Linked DNA regions of Homo sapiens: region 2 is linked to region 1. A link is a loop called in an ENCODE intact Hi-C map of the cell type or tissue named here. Cell type or tissue: dorsolateral prefrontal cortex. All regions are shown on one strand. Links, peaks and the distances in the headings refer to the core of each region. The heading gives the core; the rest is flanking DNA. Region 1 has its middle 150 kb from the start of LINC02781. Region 2 overlaps AJAP1 (adherens junctions associated protein 1).

What was found. A loop is a pair of places that touch in the nucleus more often than their neighbours do. Peaks named below come from ENCODE experiments on the same cell type or tissue, not always from the same donor. Only the 100,000 strongest peaks of a DNase experiment are listed, where the experiment ranks them.
Region 2: it touches region 1 in a loop (2.0-fold over the local background); 3 of 110 quality-filtered maps call a loop at or near these places.

What each region holds. Positions count from the first base shown.
Region 1 is chr1:4,821,488-4,829,815 of GRCh38, forward strand. No RefSeq gene overlaps it. Among named protein-coding and RNA genes, the nearest start is that of LINC02781, 150 kb to the right of the region's middle. RefSeq lists an enhancer at 1-168. In dorsolateral prefrontal cortex, for the core only: a CTCF peak has its summit at 4,786 (motif pointing left); DNase peaks (open chromatin) are centred at 4,497 and 4,754.
Region 2 is chr1:4,773,378-4,781,705 of GRCh38, forward strand. It overlaps AJAP1 (adherens junctions associated protein 1), which reads left to right. Exons shown (of 6, transcript NM_018836.4): 5 at 1,050-1,181. The coding sequence ends at 1,122. Among named protein-coding and RNA genes, the nearest start is that of AJAP1, 120 kb to the left of the region's middle. In dorsolateral prefrontal cortex, for the core only: a CTCF peak has its summit at 4,772 (motif pointing right); a DNase peak (open chromatin) is centred at 4,774; H3K4me3 peaks cover 485 bases; H3K27ac peaks cover 2,563 bases.

The DNA.
Region 1 (8,328 bases), core at 275-8,274:
GCTTATTTGAGAAAAGTCATGGATTCCCTCCCCAGAGAAGGTAACGTGAGCCCAAACTGTGGGCTATTTGAGGGGATTCACAGACCCCCTCCACCCTACCAACCCATCTAAGGCCCAGACTAATACCATGAGGGAAGCCAGACTCTTCCCCTCTGGCTTTAGCCCTGATGACTGCGTGCAGTGGTGACAAGGCACCCCATCATTTGATGGTGTTTGGGGAGACAGAAAGAGAAAGAGAGATTGAGAGAAAGATTATCTTCTGTAATTCATTAATAATAATGTTACCGAAGGTAGTTGGTCAGACATACGCAGGGCAGGAGAGAGCGCCCCTGGCCCCTACAACCCCAACCAGAAATATCAGGCAACAATCACTGATGGTCAAGCAGTGGTTAAACTGTTTCTCTAAAATAATAATTGGTTGCAGCCAGTGCCAGGGAAAAGCAGTATCCCCAATAGATAGAAACATCTGAAACTCATGATCAGCAGCTTCCGATAACATCTCAGGAGCTGGGCAAGTGGGTTCAAGCATGCACACTAAGAGGCAAAATGGTGGAGTTTAACTGGTCTATGACTCCTCCTAGGGACATCTGGTAAGAGAAGAATGCCTCAAGTGAGTATGTACACAACTCTAGTAAACACACAGCACATGTGGAACCCCCTCTCCCTGTAAGTGCTGGCAGCCACTGTGCATGCGGACAGCCCACCCCAAGGGAAGAATCAGGAGAGAAGGGACACGAGGCCCTGGAAGTATGCCAACATATAAAACCCTAAGTCAAAGGTCGAACTGTGCTCTTGAATCCCTCAAGTCACCCACTTGGCCCTCTTCCAAGTGTACTTTACTTCCTTTCATTCCTGCTCTAAAACTTTTTAATAAACTCACTCCTGCTCTAAAACTTGCCTCACTGTCTCCCTCTGCCTTATGCCCCTTAGCTGAATTCTTTCTTCTGAGGAGGCAAGAATTGAGGCTGCTGTAGACCCATGTGGATTTGCCACTGCTGAACAATAATACCAAGTAACAGCTGACCTTTCCTTGGTGCTCACTGGGAGCTGGGTATTATTTGAAGTACATAGCAGGAAAAGACTCACAACTCGAGGTTTGCAATTAGAAGCCTCCAAGGGCTCCCCCGAGCAGAGACCGTGGCATAACATGCCCACAGTCCTCAGGCCAGTGTTGAGAAAGGCCAAACCCTGTAAAATATTGTTAAATAGAACTAAATATGGCCTGAGAAAGCCTCCATACTTCCATACTTGAGTCCTTGAGGATGAACCGTAACCTAACTTAGTAAGCAGACGAGACTAGACACCTGATTTAGGAGGATGCTTCAGTGGCTGAGTCTCGGCCAATCTCAGCAGCCAGACTTTCACCACTCATAGGCTGCTGTTCAAACTGTGTTCAAATAAAAGCAAATGCCAAGTTGTAACCAATCCGGCTGCTTCTGAATCTCACTTCTGTTTTCTGTCCATCACTTTCCTTTTTTTAATCTATAAATTTGCTCTGACCAAGAGGCATCCCTGGAGTCTCTCTAAATCTGCTGTGATTCTGGAGGTTACCCGATTCAAGAATCATTCTTTTTTTTCTTTGCTCAATTAAACTCTGTTAAATTTAATTTGTCTAATGTTTTTCTATTAACAATGTTTAAAGAAGTTTATTCTGAGTCCAATATGAGTGACCATGGCTTGCACACAGTTTCAAGAAGTCCTGAGTACAAGTGCCTGAGGGGGTCGGGTTACAGCTTACATATATATATGTGTATATATATACGTATATATATTCTTCCCTTGGGGTGGGCTGTCCGCATGCACAGTGGCTGCCAGCACTTACAGGGAGAGGGGGTATCACATGTGCAGTGTGTTTACTACAGTTGTGTACATACTCACTTGAGGCATTCTTCTCTTACCAGATGTCCCTAGGAGGAGTCATAGACCAGTTAAACTCCACCATTTTGCCTCTTAGTGTGCATGCTTGAACCCACTTGCCCAGCTCCTGAGATGTTATATACGTATATACATATACACGTATATATACGTATATATACGTGTATGTATATATGTATATATACGTATATATACGTGTACATATATATACACACACACACACACACACACATATATATATGTGTGTGATGATGGGTCACTGCAACCTCTGCCTCCCAGGTTCAAGCTATTCTCCTGCCTCAGCCTCCTGAGTAGCTGGATTACAGGCATGCACCACCACACCTGTATAATATTTGTTTGGTTTGTTGTTGTTGTTGTTGAGATGGAGTTTCACTCCTGTTGCCCAGGCTGGAGTACAGTGATGTGATCTCGGTTTACTGCAACCTCCGCCCCCTGAGCTCAAGCAATTCTCCTGCCTCAGCCTCCCGAGTATTTGGGATTATAGGTGCCCACTACCACACCCAGCTAATTTTTGTACTTTTGGTAGAGATGGGGTTTCACCATGTCAGTTAGGCTGGTTTTGAACTCCTGACCTCAAGTGATCCACCTGCCTTTGCCTCCCAAAGTGCTGGGACTGCAGGCATGAGCCCCACATCCAGCCAATACATTTTAAGGATACAGAAGTTACAGGCAAAGACATAAATCAATATGCATAAGGTATACATTTGTTCAGCCTGGAAAGGTGGGACATCTTGAAGTGGGGCAGGGGTAGGGGATGGGGAGGGCTTATAGGTCATGGGTGGATTCAAAGATTTTCTGATCACCAGTTGGTTGAAAGAGTTAAGCTTTGCCTTAAGAGCTGAAGTCAGCAGAAAGAAAGGCTTGAGTTAAGGTAAAGGGGGCTGTGGAAGCCAAGGTTCTTATTATGTAGACCAGGCCTCTAAGTAGCAGGCTTCAGAGAGAATGGAGGGTAAATGTCTCCTTGGGGAACTTAAAAGGTGTTAGGCTGTAGTTAAATCTCTCCTAGATCAGGAAAAGACCTAGAAAAGGAAGAAAATTCTCTATTGAATGTAAATGTTCCCCACAAGAGACAGCTTTGCAGGGCCATTTCAAAATATGTCAAAGAAATATATTTTTGGTTAAAATACTTTGATTTCCTTCAGGGTCTGCTCTCTGTCAGGTGATGCTATACCAGAGTCAGGTTGAAATTTGGAATTTTATTGCCACAAAGAGTGTTTTGTCCATCTTATGATCTCTATTTTAATATTAGTTCTGGTCAGTTAGTTGTGCCTAAACTCCAAATGGAGGGGATGTAAGAAGTTGTGCCCTACTCCCTTCCTATCATGGCCTGACCTATTTTTTCAGGGTTCTGTGGGATCCTCTTGGCCAAGAGGGGGTGTCTATTCAGTTGGTTGGGGGCTTGGAATTTTGTTTGGTTTCTACCAGGAAGGGGCCTTACCACAATTCATAGGGGCCTAGAGGACACCTGGTTTATTATAAAAGCCAGGTAAAGAGCAAGAAACCGCAAACAATAACAAAACACCCTCATCAATAGCCATTATCTGAGTCTAACGATTGTTATTAAAGCAGGGAGGAGTGTCTGGGATATTTTAAGTGGCAGCTAACATATCATCTTGAGAAATGGAAAGCAGAATTCAGAAGCCTCAGGTTGCAGCCACCAGCAAGACACAGCAACATCTTTCATAAACAGCCCTCCAGCCCCTGCTCTGGGGCCTCCACTTCCTTTGATTCAGACTCAACATCAGATGCAAGTCCTTTCTGTGCGGGAAGCACAACACCAAACCAGGCTGTGTGCTGAGGCCCCAAAGCCATGTCTGAGTGAGCTAGAGGCTCACAAAGAGCCCCCTCCTTGCCCTCACCCCAGCCCACCTGCAGGCTGCTTGCCACATGATCTGACCTCTGGGGCCACAAGGGCCTGCACACCCGCACTCTGCAAGTGGTTGTACAATTACCCACGCCCACGCACACATGGATGTCAGAAGGCTTTGCACCAGAATGACTCCCTCTAGAACAGGTGAGATAGAAATCCACAGGCCTGGTTTGCAAGGTCACAAAGACCCTGCTGATAAAACCCGATGCAGTAAAGAAGCCAGCCAGAAACTGCCAAAACCATCCAAAACCAAGATGGCTGCAAAAGCAACCTCTGGTTATCCTCGCTGCTTATTATATGCTGAATATAATACATTAGCATGCTAAAAGACACACCTACCACAGCCAAGGCAGTTTACAGATGTCATGGCAATGTGGGGAGGCTACCCTACATGGTCTAAAGAGGGGAGAAGCCCTCAGTTCTGAGAATTCTCCACCCCTGTCCCAGAAAACTCATGAATAATCCACCCCTTATTTAGCCTACGATCAAGAAATAACCATCAAAATGGTCACCCTGCAGCCCTTGGGGCTGCTTTGCCACCCTTTTATTCCTTTACTTTCTTGAGAAACTTGCTTTCACTTTATTCTATTGGCTGGCCCTTGAATTTCTTCCTGTAGGAAAGCAAGAACCCACATGGCCTCCCAGGCTGAACCCAAATTTTGGGGTTCGCCCTGCAACACAGACACTCTCAACAGGGCTTTGCAGGTTCATGGGGATGCCCTCACCTCACCATACCTATCACACTCACTGTGCACTTGTGGTAACACACAACTCCTGATCCCAGCCATGCCCAGCCCCTGCCACCTGCCCACAGGCGTGCTCTGTATTAACTTAGGGGCCTGAAATGCCCAGGTCCACACAGGCCCCACCCCCACCCAGGAGCTAAGAGCCCTAAGGCCCTCTCCTTTTTCCCCCTGTTTCTGTTTCTTCCGTTAATACATCTCTCCCCTATAGGGGACTTGACTCCAAAGGGGCTGCTTGCCAGGCAGGAGCAGATAATATCTGCCTGACACCTACTGGCAATAAATGTCAATGCACAGACAGGTTGATGGGCTGAGATTGCTTCCTATTGATGGAGGATGATGAAGTTGTGGTTTGGAGTGTGATTTCTGGCGAAAAGCAAAGGGATGTTGCAAAAGGGTATCCCCCTCACCCCGAGCTGAGAGGGTGTGCCAAGAGTTTGTCCTGGCTGTGTGCAGGTGAGCCATATACACAGGGCGGTTACGTGTATCCCTGTGCTGCTGTCATGGAAGTGCGAGAGTGTGTGCGGAACTACGTGTGGAGAGTGTGTCTGGGAGTTCCGTCAGTGACCATGTGTTGGTGAGCATGTTACTGGGGCCACGGAATGTCTGTGTCTTCATCACTAATGGTGTGGGTATGTAGTGGTGGCCCTGTGAGGGTTGGTGTTCACCTGGGCGGGGGTGTTCATGGGGCCATGGAATGTCTGTGTCTCCATCACTAATGGTGTGGATATGTAGAGGTGGCCCTGTGAGGGTTGGTGTTCACCTTGTAAAAAGTAAAATAGAGGTTCCTCTTCAAAGACTTTCCTCCCTGTCTAATTAGGAATAAATAGTAACTTCTCTTAAAAGCAAAATTTATTCAAAGACCTGTGCTAACATTCTTAAATATCTGCTAGCCGTAATAAAGAAATCAATGTACTTTATGTTCTTAGCTCCCACAATTTAGCCTAAATATTTGCCCTGGCATGCTTATACTGGTCCAACAAGCATTAAGTCATAGCTTGTTCCTCTTCCTTATTTAAAAGTGTTTTTGTCTTTCTCAGCATTCCACAAGTTACTTTCTCCTTCCTTTGTTCTCCTCTACCTTTGCCTCTTTTAAAAAGTTCTAAATTGCTAGCCAATCAGGACAAATACAGAGTGAGGGGTCCCATTCCAGCCAATGGAAACCGTTCACAGCAGCAGGGTGGACGCGTCAGGTTACAAAATAACTTGACTCCGTTGTTCGGTGTACTCTGGTGGCAAAACTGCTGGTGGGTGTACCCTTTCTGCAGGAAGTAAAAATGGCCTTACTAAATAAATTAAATTTATGTTCAAGTGCTATTTTTTTATGGCACCGGAGAACAAGCATTTCAAACAACCTGGGCAGGGGTGTTCATGTGTGGGGTGTAGGGGTTGTCACAGCTCCAGTGCGGGATGTTGGAGAGGGTGTCTCTTCATTTCCACCCATAGGTTCCTTCTTAAACTTGAACTCTCTCCCAGCCAGAAAGGGTAGGAGCCTCTTCCAGCCAGAAGCGGGACTCGAAGCAGGATCAAAGGGCTGGGCAGTGTGGATGCCTTCACCTACAGACCAGCTTCCCTGACCTCTCGGGAAGCTTCATGTTCTAACCTAGAGAGAGAACAATATGTCTTGACTAAACACACACACACACACACACACTCTTGCACACTCTTGGACATGCAGGAAGGCAAAGCTCTACCACCCCATAGGGAAAAGTCCACAGGGAGGCAGAAGTAAACCCCTCGTCTACCTTCTCTGGGACGTCATGCTGCCAGGACGACAGCCGGGGCTCTGTGAGAGTGAGCCGTCCTCCTCTTAGCTCTGGTCCTGGGATTCAGGTGCTAACAGCTCCCATCAGCGTTTTCCCCAAACTGATGTTACTAGCAAATGTGCTGGTGGTGAAGACAGCGGTCATTTGTGAGCGCTTGCAGTGCGGCAGGCACCGTGCTGCTTGTTCGCGGGGATGGTCTCCTTTTACTCTGCGTGGCAACACTAGCAGTGCTGCTGTTTTCCTCGCTGGGGCTCAGGTGACAGAGCTCACCCTGGGTCACTTGGGGAAGACTGCTGGTCCTGTCTTCCCTTCTTTCAGTCCTGGCATCTTCCATGCCAGCTGGGCGGATGGCTGTGGCTGCCCATACGAAGCCTGCATTTCCTATGCGTTCTCACGTGTGTTGAGGTCATGTGAGCTCAGTCCAGGCCATGAGGTGCAGCTGAAAATGATGTGTGCTGGTTCCAGGGGTCTTCCCTTTGGGGTGTAGCTGTGCCCTCCCTGGTCCTTTTTCCTCCTCCTTGGGCTGGGCAACACCCAGGCCTGGTGCATCCCAGTGACCCTAGGAGGATGTTGGGAGCTAAGCAGTCACAGTTGCCCTTTGGGCCATGGCTGCTTACATCTGAGCTAGACCATGGGAGGGAAAGCTCTACTTTTGTTAGTCTGGGCCCTGTGCAGAGTGTTCTCTCGTTAGTACAGCAATGGGTACCAGAAATGGAACTGCCATACATAAACCAAAAGGATGCAGGGCTTGTCTGTCAGACAGCAGGCAGTGAGGACCCAGGCCTCACAAGCTGGAGGCTGGGGTGCTTCAGAGCATCCTCCATACAATCTTAGGATTGCTGGAATGCCAGTGACAGTCAGCCACAAGCTGGGGAAGAACTGGGTGGAAAGAGTCAGAAAATGGGTAGGTAGCTTCCTGTTGATTCTAGCGAAGTCCAGGAGACAAGAGCCAACTGCTTTGCTGGCAGAGAGAGAGAAGGACAGCTCTGCTCAGGGAAGGCCTCTCTGCTGGTGCCCACCCGCCAGGTGGACTGAGTGTTCAGAAATCTGGGCCTTGGTTTGAGAGCGTCACCTTTTGACCCACACACAATGGGATAGAAAGTGGGCACTTTGGCCTTGAGCAAGCATCTGCTATTAATACTTCCTGGTCCAACTGTAAAGCCAGGATAAAGGGAAAAGGGCAGATTGAGGGCCTTGTAACTCCCCACCCACGTCTATGGTTTCTGAAGGTCTCAAAGAAGCTGTCATTCAGAAGGGGATGAGCCTAGCACAGAGGCCTGAATGTGAAAGAGGAGATTCAGGCTTAAGCCTCATGTGAAAATGAGGCCTGTGCTTATGATTCTGTGGGCCTGAAACATAATGGAAACCTGTGAGAGTTTGGGAGAACTCATTTGACAAGTAGAATACAACCGTCACCTGCAAATTCTTAGACCGTGAAGAGTCTGGAAGTAAAGCCCTGTCTCCCTGAAACTTCAGCTCTTAAGAAGGGCATGCTGCAACACCTCCCTCAGATACACAAAGCAGGGTACACCTAAGAGGGGGAAGCGAGAGGCCACCGACTGTGGACAGCGAGCTCCTCCCACCTCCTCCAGAGCAGAACCAAAACTGGATAAATGCGTTCATCTGGGGGACAAAGATTCCTCAGGATCGTTACATTGGACTGGAAAAAGGTGTGGCTTAACACTTGCGGTTGCAATATCCTCTGTGGATTTTATGAAAACATACTGCAATGCAATCATCATAGAACTCGTCATTATTTAAGTAACGGAATATTAGAAGAGCTAGAAAATATTGGAGAAGGAGTCAAGATGGTTTGGGGCTTAAACTCCTGGTGACGTGGACTCTCAGAGGCAGTGGGGGGTGAGTGTGATTTTGGCTGGGGTTCCACCTCGTCCCCACTCATAAGTCCCAGGTAAGTCAGTTCCTTCCTTTTGTCTCTGTTTCCTAGCAAGTAAAACAAGGCAGTAAGAAAGTCAGCTCTTTGTACCTTCTCTGGCTGTCATGAAGATCAGACCACAGAACATTGCAGAAGGTGAATTATGCCATGTTCTAG
Region 2 (8,328 bases), core at 67-8,066, 48 kb before region 1:
TCAGGGGCCCTGGAGAGGGAGGACTGCCGGGGCTGCCACATCCATAGTTAATGTGTCTTTGTCCTGTTGGCTAGAATGAGCAGATGTTCCTGAAATACCTTCTGGCCACGCCTCTTCTTGCATGTCCACGTTGCATTCTGCCATCTGTGATATTCTCTGTCTTAGACGTTCCCTTCCCTTCTGGAGGAGGACAGTGGCGCTCAGAACCTCAGAACTGTTGTTCTAAACCTCAGTGGTTTTACACTCAGACATTTGGGGAGCTCATGGGTGCCATTTCAGCCTTCCAGAAGGCTAAGTTCACAAATAACCGGCTAACAGATTTCCAAACTGTTTCACTGAATATGTGGATGTTGGCTTGGACGTGAATCTGGGCCAGCCAGTGCTTGGGCCGTGTGGGTAGAGGGCAGAGGGCCGTGGGCTGGCCTCTGTTGCTTCACTTTTCCCACCTTCTGTGCTTGTGTTATGCAGGGAGGTGGGGTGGGGGGCTGTCCAAGAGCAGAGTTCGCACAGCTGGTGCTCTCGTGCCCTGGCATGGAGGCATTGGATGGAACTAGTTCTTGCCTTTTGGCCCAAGGTCATGCTCTGTTGGGTTTCATTGGCCTTGGGAAATGGTAGCTTAGTCTCAAAGGTGACAAAATATGGGCGAGACATTTTGGGAGCCAGGTTCTATCCTTTCTGTCATGTGCAATAAAGTGGGTCAAATCTGCCATCAGAGGCAGAGACCCCAGGCTCTGGGCTAATCCTGCAAATTCAAAAACGAAAATGTGGAGACGGCACAGCCTTCCGGCCTGTGCAGCAAAGTGCTCGTGTGCCCAGATCCCTCAGTCTGTGTCTTCCAAAGCCTCCCAGGGTAGAAAGCATTCGTGTGTGAGGACTTCTCCCAGCCACAGGGAATGTGGGGGGTGGTCCCTTCCTGGCAAGGCCAGGAGTCCACATTAGTGCTTCCTTTCTCAAGAAGCCAGTCCCCACCACAGGCCTGCCCCGGCTTGCCTATCATGTGTCATGGTCAAGTACCAGCACGCCAAAGCCCATTTTTCTGTTCACCGCAGACCCTCCTCTTCTGATCGGCATCTTATTCCTGTGGCCTTCGTGTCTGAGAAATGGTTTGAAATCTCCTGCTGACTGGCCGAAGTCTTTTTTACCTCCTGGGGGCAGGGCAGACGCCGTGTGTCTGTTTCACGGTAGGTACCTCTCTTTGGACATTCCTGTTTTCGTTCCCTTTCCTCCCCTCCCCACTGCCCTCCCCTGCACTCTTTGGGATCACTGGGAGCTCTTTTAGACATGGCGGGTGGATTTCCAATGGCATCACTTCTCTGAACATGAGCCGGCGGGGGGGGCTGGGCTTTTGACCTTGATGTTGGATTTGTTAGAAGTGCCCTCCCCGTCCCAGGGGAGGATAGTAACAGACATTCATGCACCCTGATTCCACGTCCTCACTATTCTTATCAGTGCCACTCCTTCCCTCAGGAAGGCCACCACATGCGTGGCCTACGTGGCAGGGAAAGTCATTCCCTAAAACAAGCGACAATTACAGCTCTCATTTCCCACAACAGGAGGAGATTAGGACAGCGGCTAGGGAGGCAGGAATCGCACCTCCATCACATGTCTTTACATCGGGGGAGGGCGCAAGGCAGAATTAAAATACAATTTTGAAATATAAAAATAAGAGATAAGAAAGAAAATGATAAAGAAAGAAAGGGAAGAGTTGAGACATCTACTAATTTGAAGCCAGGAACCGGCACCAAAACAGGATGAATTTTCCACGCTCTGCTGGATGGGAACATTTGGTTTGCTTTTAGTGATATTAACTTTAATGCTAACGTTAAATTGCCTCCTTCTGTGCTGAGTCTTCAGAGCACTCGGGCTGCTGAGGGGAGAGAGCATTGCGCCCTCATGGCTGCACATCCCATGCATTCTATAAGCACAGCCCATGGGTGTGACCTGAGGTTTTCGTGTTGTTTTCATGGTTCTTTTCGACGCTGGGCTTTCTACGCATCCTCATCTTGCTTCCTTCCAAAGGTGACCTAAGATCCCTTCCATGAGTAGGGAGCCGTATTTCTAGGATAGAATACCAATATTTGAAAATATTTTTTTCTTACTTTTTGCCCACCATCTGATATGAGGGACAGAATGGACAAAGTCCTCAGGGGCCCGCGGACAGGGAAGGTCTGGAGGACTCAGCTGGCTGCACCTTGCTGGGGGCGGGGAACCAGCTGCAGTCAGAGAGGGGAGTGAATCGGTCAGTTCCTCATCCTGGCACTAATGAACTGCATGTTTGCTCCAAATCAAATCTCCAGCCCTCACTCCCTACCCCGAAGCCAACATGTTCTGCCAACTGGCAAAGAAACGTAATTAGATTAGAATATGGGAACCGAGCTGCCCTGCAAGGGCCTTTGCTGCAGCAGGTAAGAGGCGGGTTGCCCCCACCATTCAGTGGGGGGATGTGCAGCCTAGAGCATCCATCAGAAGCCAGTGCCTTTGTCTGCCTCACCGCAGCTCCCCTCATGAAGGGAGCCCCTACTGGAGTGCCAACCAAGCTAGCCGCAGGGAGCTGGCTTGCTAGCAGTGTAGTCCGCGACCCGCCTGGTAAAGCCTCTGTAGGGACTGGGTCCTGATGGTTGCCAGCATCTCTGTTATGATTTTTAAAATTTGTTAATGCACAATTCATTGACCTGGGAGATGCAAGGCCTTAGAGTCGAAGACCCTCACTCCCTTCCGCCAAGAGCCACAGACCCACAGAACTGGAGAGGTCAACTCGGGGGGACAGCCCCGTAATACGGATGTTTGCACGGCAGCTCGTGGAACACTTTTTACTTGCCCAGTCCTCCCAGCAATCTCATTTACAAGTGGGGAAACCGAGGCAGTGGGAGGTTAAATGACTTGGCCGAGGTCAGCTCCCTAGGGGAGAGGGGACAGCTTTCTAATGTTTGCACGGCAGCTCATGGAACACTTTTTACCTGCCCAGTCCTCCCAGCAATTCCTTTTACAAGTGGGGAAACTGAGGCAGTGGGAGGTTAAATGACTTGGCCGAGGTCAGCCAGGTTGTTAGTGGTGGGGCTGGATCACCCGATGGCTGCCTGGCTCCGGGACATCCCCTGCCTACTCCACAGGCCTGAGCCCAGGGATCCTTCTTTTCCATTAGAACAGGAGCCCGCAGCACTGACTTTAAAAAAAATAAAAAGATAAAATAGGGCAAAAAAAAGTGTTTTATTTACTCATCTGCCCCAGAAAACCTTCGTGTCTCATCAGCCTGGTCCTCCCCTTCCAGCAGCATGGGGCACTGAAGACCCCCCAGAAATACTGTTGGTGGGCTAGCCCTGTGCTGCAGCCCCAGGCAAAGGCAAGAGACATGGGCGCCCCCAGATGGGCCCCAGGTGGACCCCACTTCCCAACTGTGCCTGAGGAGCTGTTTCAGGACCACCGGCATTTACACAAGGAAACATCTCTGTGTCTAAAGAGCTGACCCCCTCCCTGTGGCTCTCAGGTAGGTCGTCCGCAGAGTTCAGAAGAGCCCGTGAGGCTTACTGAAGGCAGCTGCGCTCAGCCTGGGAATCTGCCGACACGAAGCCACGGCCCACTCCTGGTGGCCTCCTGAAGTAGCTGTGGACCAGGAGGGCTATGCACACAGCCTCGTTAGTCCTTGATAAATGCTTATAAGATTCTGTTGCCGATTGCGGGACAGACCGTTTACCACTCACTAGGATGAAAGCGTTGGGATTCTAAGTATCCCCTGAATCTTGCAATTAATGCCTGGACATGAGCGTCGGGTGCAGAATAGCCAGAAACATCTCTCAGATTTGCTGGGGTACTTATTGTCCCTAAATAAATAGCAATTAATACTAAAACATTTAATTAAGGTTTAAGAGCCAGTGGAGCTCTTTCTCTCTCACATAGCTGGGAAGCCTCTCCAAATGCATTTTTAATGACGATGCAGCCGTTTGTTACCACACCATTGTCTTTCTTCTCAGTCTAATCCGTGTGCACATTTGGGACCCAAAGTCAGCCAAGTTCGTTTTCTTGCAGGCGGTTGTCCGGAATGCCAGTGGCTCCTGGGCAGATGTGCACCCCAGATTCAGCCTTTGTGATAGATTCCAACACGTTCTGGCCTCAGACCACCTTTGTGGTGGGGCCAGACTGCTCTGGGCAAAGTGAAGCTGGCCTTTATGCTCCAAGGAAGGGGGCCTCGAGAGCAGGCCTGCATTGGCTCTCGGACTAATTCGCGATCATCTTTCATACAGCAGGTACACTTCAGCAAACCTCGTTAATGTTGATCTCTTTCCCTTTGCCAAGGCCGCTTCGTTCTGAACGGAGCCTGCAAAGTCATAAAAGCTCTTGAATCCGAAGCAAGTGAGAAATAAATCATGCACTATTATTATTTTCAAAAACACATTGATCACTAATAAAAAATAAGAAGTGTACCTGTGCCTTCCCACTTTGTTCTTCCAAAATATACATTAATAGAATATCAAACTTTTGTTATTCAAAGGAGCCTGTTTTTCAAAGCAACATCCATACCTTTCTGGAAGCTGTGCTTGCTGAGCTGAGAACAGTACCACGAAAACTTTGAGAGAAAGTAGCCACTTCAGATTGTCAAGAAATTCTGCTCTGCCCCGGGGACACCTGGCGGTAGCCTGTTTGCTCTTTATTTATGTATTTATTTTATGTATGTATGTATGTATTTATTTATTTTTTGCAAAAGCAGACAGTGGTCATTACACCCAGTGCGCCACTGCGTAGCATGCAGCCCAGTGGGGCCAGGCCAGCCGAGAATCTCCTTCCAGGCAGCAGAGGGCAGAATTTATCCCAGATCCCGATCTGGAAGATGGCTTTGCAAGATACATACAGCTTCCCTTTTTGCCCAGGGAATCTCAGGTGGACATTCACCTTCAGCCACGTTATTTTCCAGCCATGGGGTCCAGGCCCCACCTTATCTGTCTTTCCCAGCTGGCCTGGGATCCTCAGTCCTTCTCTGGGCTTAGTGCCAAGATGAGAGGCTCACGTGCTAAGTGTGGCGCAGAAAAACACAAGCAGCTGAAGTTTGAGCAACAGAGTTTTGGCAGAGCATGGACAACATGAGAGCCTCCTCCTGGGCCAGGGGCTGTGACCACACCTTGGTCTTGCAGGAAACCTCTCCACCCTCTACAAAGCCAGCATGGCTCTGGAAATGGTCATTCAAGGTGCAGGATTGGCGCCATCTCTCTCTCTCTCTCTCTCTCTCTCTCTCTCTCTCTCTCTCTTCTCTCTGTCTCTCCCCCTCTCCCTCTCTCTCTCTTTTCCATCCTGAGACACAGAGTAGAGAGAGATGCCTGTAGTCTTGGAAGAGACTCCCTTCCCTGCATAGCCGGGGATGTCTGGCATAGGCTGCCACCCACTCGTTGATCCTCCACGTCGTGTCTGTGGCTCCCTGCATCAGCATCTACCTGCAGGCAGTCCCCAGAGGTTGTTTCATGCCATTAGGGACGGGTCTTAGCGACTGAGGACAAAACTGCTTCACACCTCTGCCGCGTCTCTGAGCCTCATCCGGTGTTTTGATTCCCTACTCCGGGCCAGGCACAGAACTGGAACCTGCATGAACCAGTGGTGAATGGGCAGGAGACCCCCGTTCTCAGGAGGCTGTGCTGCCAGCAGGGGATGCCTTGCACATCTGCCCAGATAAAGCTCGATGCAGATGGTCCCATACCGAAGATGTCACCGAGCAAGTGCTGCAGGAGACAGAAGTAAAATAGGGGATGTGTGTAGGAAGGAATGGGGCATCCAAGAGGCCCTCCCCAGGGAGGTGTTCTTTCCAGCCAAAACCTGAAGGATTTGAGGCTTGAGATTTGCAACTTGAAATCAGGGAAGCTGGAACGTAGAGAGGAAGAAGAAGAGGAAGAGTGAGGTGGAAAGGTGGCCAGGACCCAGTGCAGAAGGATCTGATGAGCCAGCATGGGAAGTGCAGGAGGCTTTTTTTCTTTTTCTTTTTCTTTTTTTTTTTTTGAGACAGAGTCTCGCTCTGTCGCCCAGGCTGGAGTGCAGTGGCTCGATCTCAGCTCGCTGTAAGCTCCGCCTCCACCTTCACACGGGAGACTTTCACATGGGAAAGTGGCAGGATAAAGTCTACATGGGAACACCTCCGGAGCACAGCCAGACAGACGCAATGGTTGGAAGCTGCTCCTCCGGCCTTTATTCTCCTGTTTAAGGTCAGGATTAAGGATTGGAAAGCAGCCGGGGCCACAGTTCAGGCAGGAAACTATTCTTATTAAGGTGGCAGCCATATGACTTACGGTCCAACCCTGAACACATTCCAGAGCAAAAGGTTGGCCTTGTGAGTAATCAATGATCAGGGAACACAGGGACAGCAGCTTACAACCGGTGACAGTCCCAGGACACCGGGACCCAGTGTAGGGTCTCGAAGCCTAGCTTCTGGTGGCCCGAGGATTTTTATCTCCCTTTTAAGAAAAATTGTAATTGTAGTAAATATATGTAACATAAAATTTACCGTTTTAGGCCAGGCACGGTGGCTCACACCTGTAATCCCAGCACTTTGGGAGGCTGAGGCCGGCGGATCACCTGAAGTCAGGAGTTTGAGACCAGTCTGACCAACATGGCGAAACCCCATCTCTACTAAAAATACAAAAATTAGACGGGTGTGTGGTGTGCGCCTATAATCCCAGCCACCAGGGAGGCTGAGGCAGGAGAATCGCTTGAACCCAGGAGGCGGAGGTTGCAGTGAGCTGAGATTGTGCCACTGCACTCCAGCCTGGGTGACAGTCTCAAAAAAAAAAAAAAAAAAAAAAAAAATTACCATGTAACCATTTATGCGTGTCTAGTTCAATGGCATGAGTGCCTTTACCGTCCTGTGCAGGCATCTTCACAAGCCAGCTCTTCACCTCCTTCCGTCACCCCGTATTAAAACTCCGCACCCACTCAACACTCACTCCCCGTCTCCCCCCATCCCCTGGCCCCCAATTCTACTCTTCGTCTCTGTGGATTTGGTAGCTCTGGTACTTCCTGTAAGTAGAATCATACAGCATTCGTCTCTACATTTTTTAACTTTCAAAAAAATTACCAAGATGGACATATAAGAGGGATATTTCTCTCTGTGTTGTAATAATTACTTCATTTTTTAAGCCCCTCTTCCCCAAATCCGGGGAATGTGGAAGAGGTGGGCAGGGGTGGGGCACAGCTGGAGTAAGGCTACCAAGAGTGATCTGGCGCTAACCCAAAGGCACGTCCCCTTTCTTTTTTTTTTCTTTTTTCTTTTCTTTCTTTCTTTCTTTTTTTTTTTTTTGTGGGACACAGCCTCACTCTGTTGCCCAGGCTGGAGTGTAGTGGTGCCATCTCGGCTCACTGCAACCTCTGCCTCCCGGGTTCAAGTAATTCTCATGCCTCAACCTCCCAGGTAGCTGGGATTACAGGTGTGCGCCCCCATGCCTAATTTTTGTATTTTCACTAGAGATGGGGTTTCACCATGTTGGCCAGGATGTCTCCTTTCTTTACATGCAGTGAACCCTGTGCCCACAGCAGCTGGTCTTCCCACAGTAGCTGAGCGGACACTCCACTGTAGCCTCATGGAGTTGTCCACACGGATGTCATTTGGAGGCAGCAAGCAGGAAGGTGACGCCCAGGGCCCAGCCTCTTGTCCAGGTGCAGAGGGGTCCAGGGAAAGATCCAGCCCCTCACCTCTACCTTCAAATGAGTAGACTCTGGCACACTGAGTCTCCTGGAGATGATCAGAGACGCAGTGCTGATGATCAGGGACGCAGTGCTGTGCAGGAGGAGCTGTTCTGGGGCCTGCCAGCCTCGCTGTCCACTCCTGGGATGTGTCCCTCAGAAGGCAGGCATGTCCCACCTGGGGCCCCTCCTCCCCAGTCCCAACCAGAATCACTGCGGTGGGCTCAGTTGATTCAGGAGAGAGAAAGCCGCACCCTTGTCTTTGGGAAGAACTGGGGAATGGACCCAGGACTGGCAGTCACTGACCTCACCTGGGGAGCTCTGAAAACCCACGTTCACAAACACTACCCCGAGACCCTGATTCCAGGTCTCCAGAGGTGGGCCTGGGAATCTGTATTTCTGCTAAGCTCCAACGATGACGATGACGGAGCCGGTCTGGCCGCATGCTATGCATGCAGCTGCTGGAAAAATTCTAGAGCTCCCACTGGGTGTTTTTCCGACTTCATTTTTGGATCAGCGGGTACCCCCGCCCCATCCTACCACTTTCTGATATGTGTCATCTGCACAGATGAGGATGCGGTAGCATTTTCTTTCTACTGTTGAGGGTCCTGATTGCCTGTAGTTGAAAGGAGCTCTGAGTGACAGCAGAGGGACCCAGACAGCACCCCATCCCTG